Linked DNA regions of Homo sapiens: region 1 is linked to region 2. A link is a loop called in an ENCODE intact Hi-C map of the cell type or tissue named here. Cell type or tissue: OCI-LY7. All regions are shown on one strand. Links, peaks and the distances in the headings refer to the core of each region. The heading gives the core; the rest is flanking DNA.

What was found. Hi-C counts contacts between places; a loop is a spot of excess contacts. Peaks named below come from ENCODE experiments on the same cell type or tissue, not always from the same donor. Only the 100,000 strongest peaks of a DNase experiment are listed, where the experiment ranks them.
Region 1: it touches region 2 in a loop (6-fold over the local background); 7 of 110 quality-filtered maps call a loop at or near these places.

Annotation. Positions count from the first base shown.
Region 1 is chr14:80,976,022-80,978,832 of GRCh38, reverse strand. The region is part of intron 1 of TSHR (thyroid stimulating hormone receptor); the gene reads right to left. Among named protein-coding and RNA genes, the nearest start is that of TSHR, 22 kb to the right of the region's middle. In OCI-LY7, for the core only: CTCF peaks have their summits at 1,067 and 1,269; DNase peaks (open chromatin) are centred at 162 and 1,312; H3K4me3 peaks cover 1,107 bases; H3K27ac peaks cover 1,570 bases.
Region 2 is chr14:81,473,390-81,476,200 of GRCh38, reverse strand. SEL1L (SEL1L adaptor subunit of SYVN1 ubiquitin ligase) reads left to right here. Exons shown (of 21, transcript NM_005065.6): 21 at 1-2,811. Among named protein-coding and RNA genes, the nearest start is that of LINC02308, 25 kb to the right of the region's middle. In OCI-LY7, for the core only: CTCF peaks have their summits at 1,074 and 1,285; a DNase peak (open chromatin) is centred at 1,880; H3K4me3 peaks cover 1,076 bases; H3K27ac peaks cover 2,500 bases.

The sequences.
Region 1 (2,811 bases), core at 63-2,562, 500 kb after region 2:
AGGAAGAAAGAGAAGCTGGTACAGAAAGGCAGATGTGCAAACAGAGAAGATGAAAGAGAAAATGGGTATGGCAGCCACAGAGATGCACCACTCAGATCTCCCTCCAGGAAACAGCTTTCTGTGTAACTGTCAGGAGGCAGTTAGCTGCCAGCCTCCATCTGCAGCACCTGCAGGAACTGTCACAGTGTTTTAACCAAGGCTCTACTCTTCCCGGGAAGCCCACAGCCCAGGGCTGAGCATGGCAGTGGTGCTAGAGCCTGGCTTCTATGCCTAATGTGGGTCCCTCTAACAGGCAGTCTTTGCTCTAGAGCTCCCCATTGGTTTGGCCAAGATTTTGTCAGCTCTGTAGCACAGTCTGGGGCTCTCCCCCTTTATCTTTCACAGATGTTATCTTTCAATGAACCACTTGCACTCCTAACGCTGTCTCAGCATCTGCTTCCCAGAATAACTGAACTGATACAGTTGGTACTGGAATTGGTCTGAGAAAGCAGGAGGTAAAATGAGGTTTTGGGAGCAGATCACTTCCTGCAAGCTGGTGATGAGGATCCCATTCTGGGTGGCACAGGGGGCACAGATAGTCTCTGGCACAGGGTGGCAGCCCAATTACTAAAAACTTTAATCAATGATGGCTTGGAAGAAAGTTCCGTGAGAGAACTTTCCTGGCCTGTGCAATGTTCATGCTTTAGAAAAGTGCACATGCATGTGTGTGTGTGTGTGTGTGTGTGTGTGTGTGTGTGTTGGAGGGATGTTGTTGAGGAGGAGGCAAGGAAGATGAAGGAAAGCAATGAATACAAGGATGAAGGAATTAGCTGGATTTTTGTTAAGTTTGAAGCTACTACAGCCAGCTAATGCTGAGATAAAGTTGACAGCAACTGACAAGCAATTGAACACTGTATGAGAAGGCCTATATCTGGTGCAAGGGGATATTAGAAAGAGCTGAAGACTAAACTCAGAACTTACAGTTAAGAGTTATACTTTTGTTTATATCTAAGAAAATGGACAAATAAGCTGTGATTTATTCATTGAATTGAATACTGTAGAAAGATTGCTTCGCCCATGTATCAGTTAACATGTAAGTCTGGCAACTTGGAATAGGGCCTGAGCAGGACTTTGCAGCACCAGGCTGTGGTACAAGCAGCCCTGCCTCTTGGGCCATATGATCTCATAGACTCTATTGTGTTGGAAGAGTGAAAAGTGAAAAAAGAGGTAGTTTGGTGTGGAGTTTGTGGCAAGCCTTCATAGAAGAATCAAAATACAGTACTCTGGATTTCTAGAGTGAGTCCACACCATCTGCAGTGCAGAAAAACATCTCTTGGGGTGCTACTGAGCCCTGTTTGAGACTGAATATTTGACCATGGAAGCCAGTAACTATGCATTCTAAACTGCCCCTTGTGAGCTGAGCTCTGTAGAATACATTAAGTCAGAATGTCAGGCAGACTCAGCAGCAATTTGTCTAGTGGAAAGTGGTATACCAGGGATCAAACCTGAGCAGTACAACAGGGATCACATGGCCACTTTATGACACATTGAGCCATTTCTTCCTGGAAGGACCTGTGAATTATTGTCATGGTAGTAAACATTTATTCTAGATAACTGTTTGCCTTTCTTACCTACAAAGTCCCAGGCAGCACTACTAGCTGGAGGATTTGAAAGTGATCCACAGACATAGAATTCCATATAACACAGCATCCGACCATGAGAGACACACTTCACAGAGGAGGAGACGAATGAGCCTGTGACCATGGGATCCTCTGGTTTTATCACATATCACATAATCCAGAGAAGGTAGCTCTATAGAGCAATGCAAGAGCCTACCAAAGGCACAACCGGAATGCCAATTTGTAGGCAATTGCCTACATCATGGCATCTGCCATGGTGGGGTATCATCATGCAGGCTAGACACTGCATCACAAACCTCTATATGGATGTTATCCCAATTAGGAAGAATATATTGGTCTGGGAACCATTGGGCAGAAGCAGGAGAGAGTCCACTTATCACATTCAATGATTCGCTGAAAGAGTCTGTGTTTCCTCTTCCTATAATACTAGGCTCTGTGGAGAACTCAGGCTATGACTGCCACTTGGGCATTCAGGACTTCTTGTATACAGAGACCAGCAGGCTGAAGAAGTCAATATCTTGTTAGGAGTAACTGACCCTGATCAGGAGGAAGAAGCAGGGCTGCTGTTACACAATGAGGACAGGGAGAAATATATTTGGAACTCAGATGATCCAGTTGGACATACTTGCTCAATTGTGACTATAGACAAACAAGTGCAATAACCCCAGCCTAAGAAAAGTATGGTAACTATGGGTTCAGGCCCTCAAAAATGAAGGCTTTGATCATATCAGCAGATAAGTCATCAAGACCAGCAGAGGTGAAAGCTGAGGGGGAATTTAAAATGAACAGTGGAAGAGAGATGATAAGTACCAATTGTGATCCCAGACAGACCAACCGCTGCAACAGGGGTCAGACTACTCCCTAAGTTACCTCTTTCAAGCTTCTCCTCAGGAAGACAGGCCCACTGGAATCCTGGATAACCTGTTCCCCAAAGGTATGTGGAGAACCAGATCTGTATCTTGCAAGGGGTGGGCTGTGGCTGTTGTGGAAGTGAGGGCTTCGTTTAAGAATGTACTTGCTCACGCCTGTAATCCCAGCACTTTGGGAGGCCGAGGCGGGCGGATCACGAGGTCAGGAGATGGAGACCATCCTGGCTAACACGGTGAAACCCCGTCTCTAGTAAAAATACAAAAAATTAGCCGGGCGTGGTTGCGGGTGCCTGTAGTCCCAGCTACTCGGGAGGCTGAGGCAG
Region 2 (2,811 bases), core at 102-2,601:
CTTGTTTGTTTTGAATATACAGAGCCTTGATCCAGAAGCCAGAGGATGGACTAAGTGGGAGAAATTAGAAAACAAAACGAACTCTGGTTGGGGTACTACGATCACAGACACAGACATACTTTTCCTAAAGTTGAAGCATTTGTTCCCAGGATTTATTTTACTTTGCATTTCTTTTTGCACAAAGAACACATCACCTTCCTGAATTCTTTAAATATGAAATATCATTGCCAGGGTATGGCTTACAGTGACTACTATTATAATACTAAAACTCAGAGAATCAAAGATGGATTAAACTCAGTGGTTGATGAAAGCCAAAACCTGTTTGTACTGTTCTATACTATTCAGGTATCTTTTTATTTCTGATAGTTTTATATTATAATAGAAAGCCAGCCACTGCTTAGCTATCATAGTCACCATTTTCTCACTGTTAACATTAGGAAAATCAAGGCTACTATGCTTCAGGATTGTCTGGTTAAATAGTATGGGAAAAAAACTGAAGAGTTTCACATAATTACACACGTGAAATAATTAAAGCTTAAACTGAATTTGTATTTCATTTTATTGTCAGATGGTGGTGTTCACCAGCCTGTATCTTGTCTGAGACTGCATTCGTATCTGAGCAGGTTTTCTATGCCTACTGATGTCAGTATGTTTATACTAACCTTCATGCTTTTTTCCCAGAATCCCTCATCTGCCAGAAAACTTGAAAAGTTTATTGCTTGTAGAGTTGTACTGCTTTGATTTTTGAAGTTGGGGTAGTAGTTAGAACTAGATTTAACTAGTCTATAATGAACATGAAGGCTTTTATATATGAAGTTGTATACCTTTTTGTGTTTAGAGAATTATGGGAAACCTGGTAAGCAAAACTTTCCTCCCAGATAATTGCTTCCAAATTCGAAGAGTTAGTCACCAAGAGAGCCATATGTATGAAAGCGTATCTGTGAAAGGTAGGAAACTTACCCCCCCTAAGTGTAATGTTGCTTTAGGCAACTCTTGTAAATAGTGAGACTTGTTTGGTCTCTTACATGTAGAGATTTGAGTGCAGTTGGTACAGTACTTTGGTGTCTCCACCACTGTCCCTTCTCCCCGCTTCAAAATAAGTGTAATCCACGGTAGCAGCCACACTTCCTTTAGAAGGAACTGTTATAATTTATTTAAAAGTTGAAAAACCACCCAAGATGACTACCAACTTTCACTTTTTTCTTCTGCCATCCACCCTCATTTTTCCTTTAGCAAGATTTTTATATCTAACTTTCCTTCCCTCCATTGAGTACGTGCTTTGAGAAAACATTTCTTAAAACAGTGTGTGCCACCTAAGGCTGGATGGGAAAGTGCAGTCTTGTTGTTCATATAAAAACACACTTCTTATTAGTTTACCACTTGCCTTTTTCTATTGTTAATGTTCTGAATTTCCTTTTCTTGGCTTGTTTCTACTTCATTTTACCCTGGGTCACTTGCTGCCAGCAGTTTGTGAATGGTGTCTTTCAAATAACTTAGTTCTTATGGCTTCACTTAAAGACTGTCTCAAAAATACTTTGCTCTCTTCTTCTTTTTTGTTCATGGGACATGGTACCTAAGCAAATAGGAGTTGGGTTTGGTTTTTCTCCTAAAATAATGCTCAATACTTACCTAATCAAATGGCATCCATTTGAATAAAATGACAATAACTAAAGCTAGTTAATGTCAGTGACATTAAACTAACTCCAGGATTCAGGAGTTTTAATGTTAGAATTTAGATTTAACAGATAGAGTGTGGCTTCATTTGTCCATGGTAGCCCATCTCTCCTAAGACCTTTTCTAGTCTGTCTTCCTGCCTTCGAACTTGATGACAGTAAAACCCTGTTTAGTATTCTCTTGTGCATTTGGTTTGTTGGTTAGCCGACTGTCTTGAAACTATTCATTTTGCTTCTAGTTTTATTTTACAGAGGTAGCATTGGTGGGTTTTTTTTTTTTTTTCTGTCTCTGTGTTTGAAGTTTCAGTTTCTGTTTTCTAGGTAAGGCTTATTTTTGATTAGCAGTCAATGGCAAAGAAAAAGTAAATCAAAGATGACTTCTTTTCAAAATGTATTGTTTAGCACTTAACTCAGATGAATTTATAAATTATTAATCTTGATACTAAGGATTTGTTACTTTTTTGCATATTAGGTTAATTTTTACCTTACATGTGAGAGTCTTACCACTAAGCCATTCTGTCTCTGTACTGTTGGGAAGTTTTGGAAACCCCTGCCAGTGATCTGGTGATGATCTGATGATTTATTTAAAGAGCCGTTGATGCCTCCAGGAAACTTAAGTATTTTATTAATATATATATAGGAATTTTTTTTTATTTTGCTTTGTCTTTCTCTCCCTTCTTTTATCCTCATGTTCATTCTTCAAACCAGTGTTTTGGAAGTATGCATGCAGGCCTATAAATGAAAAACACAATTCTTTATGTGTATAGCATGTGTATTAATGTCTAACTACATACGCAAAAACTTCCTTTACAGAGGTTCGGACTAACATTTCACATGCACATTTCAAAACAAGATGTGTCATGAAAACAGCCCCTTTACCTGCCAAGACAAGCAGGGCTATATTTCAGTGACAGCTGATATTTGTTTTGAAAGTGAATCTCATAATATATATATGTATTACACATTATTATGACTAGAAGTATGTAAGAAATGATCAGAACAAAAGAAAATTTCTATTTTCATGCAAATATTTTTCATCAGTCATCACTCTCAAATATAAATTAAAATATAACACTCCTGAATGCCTGAGGCACGATCTGGATTTTAAATGTGTGGTATTCATTGAAAAGAAGCTCTC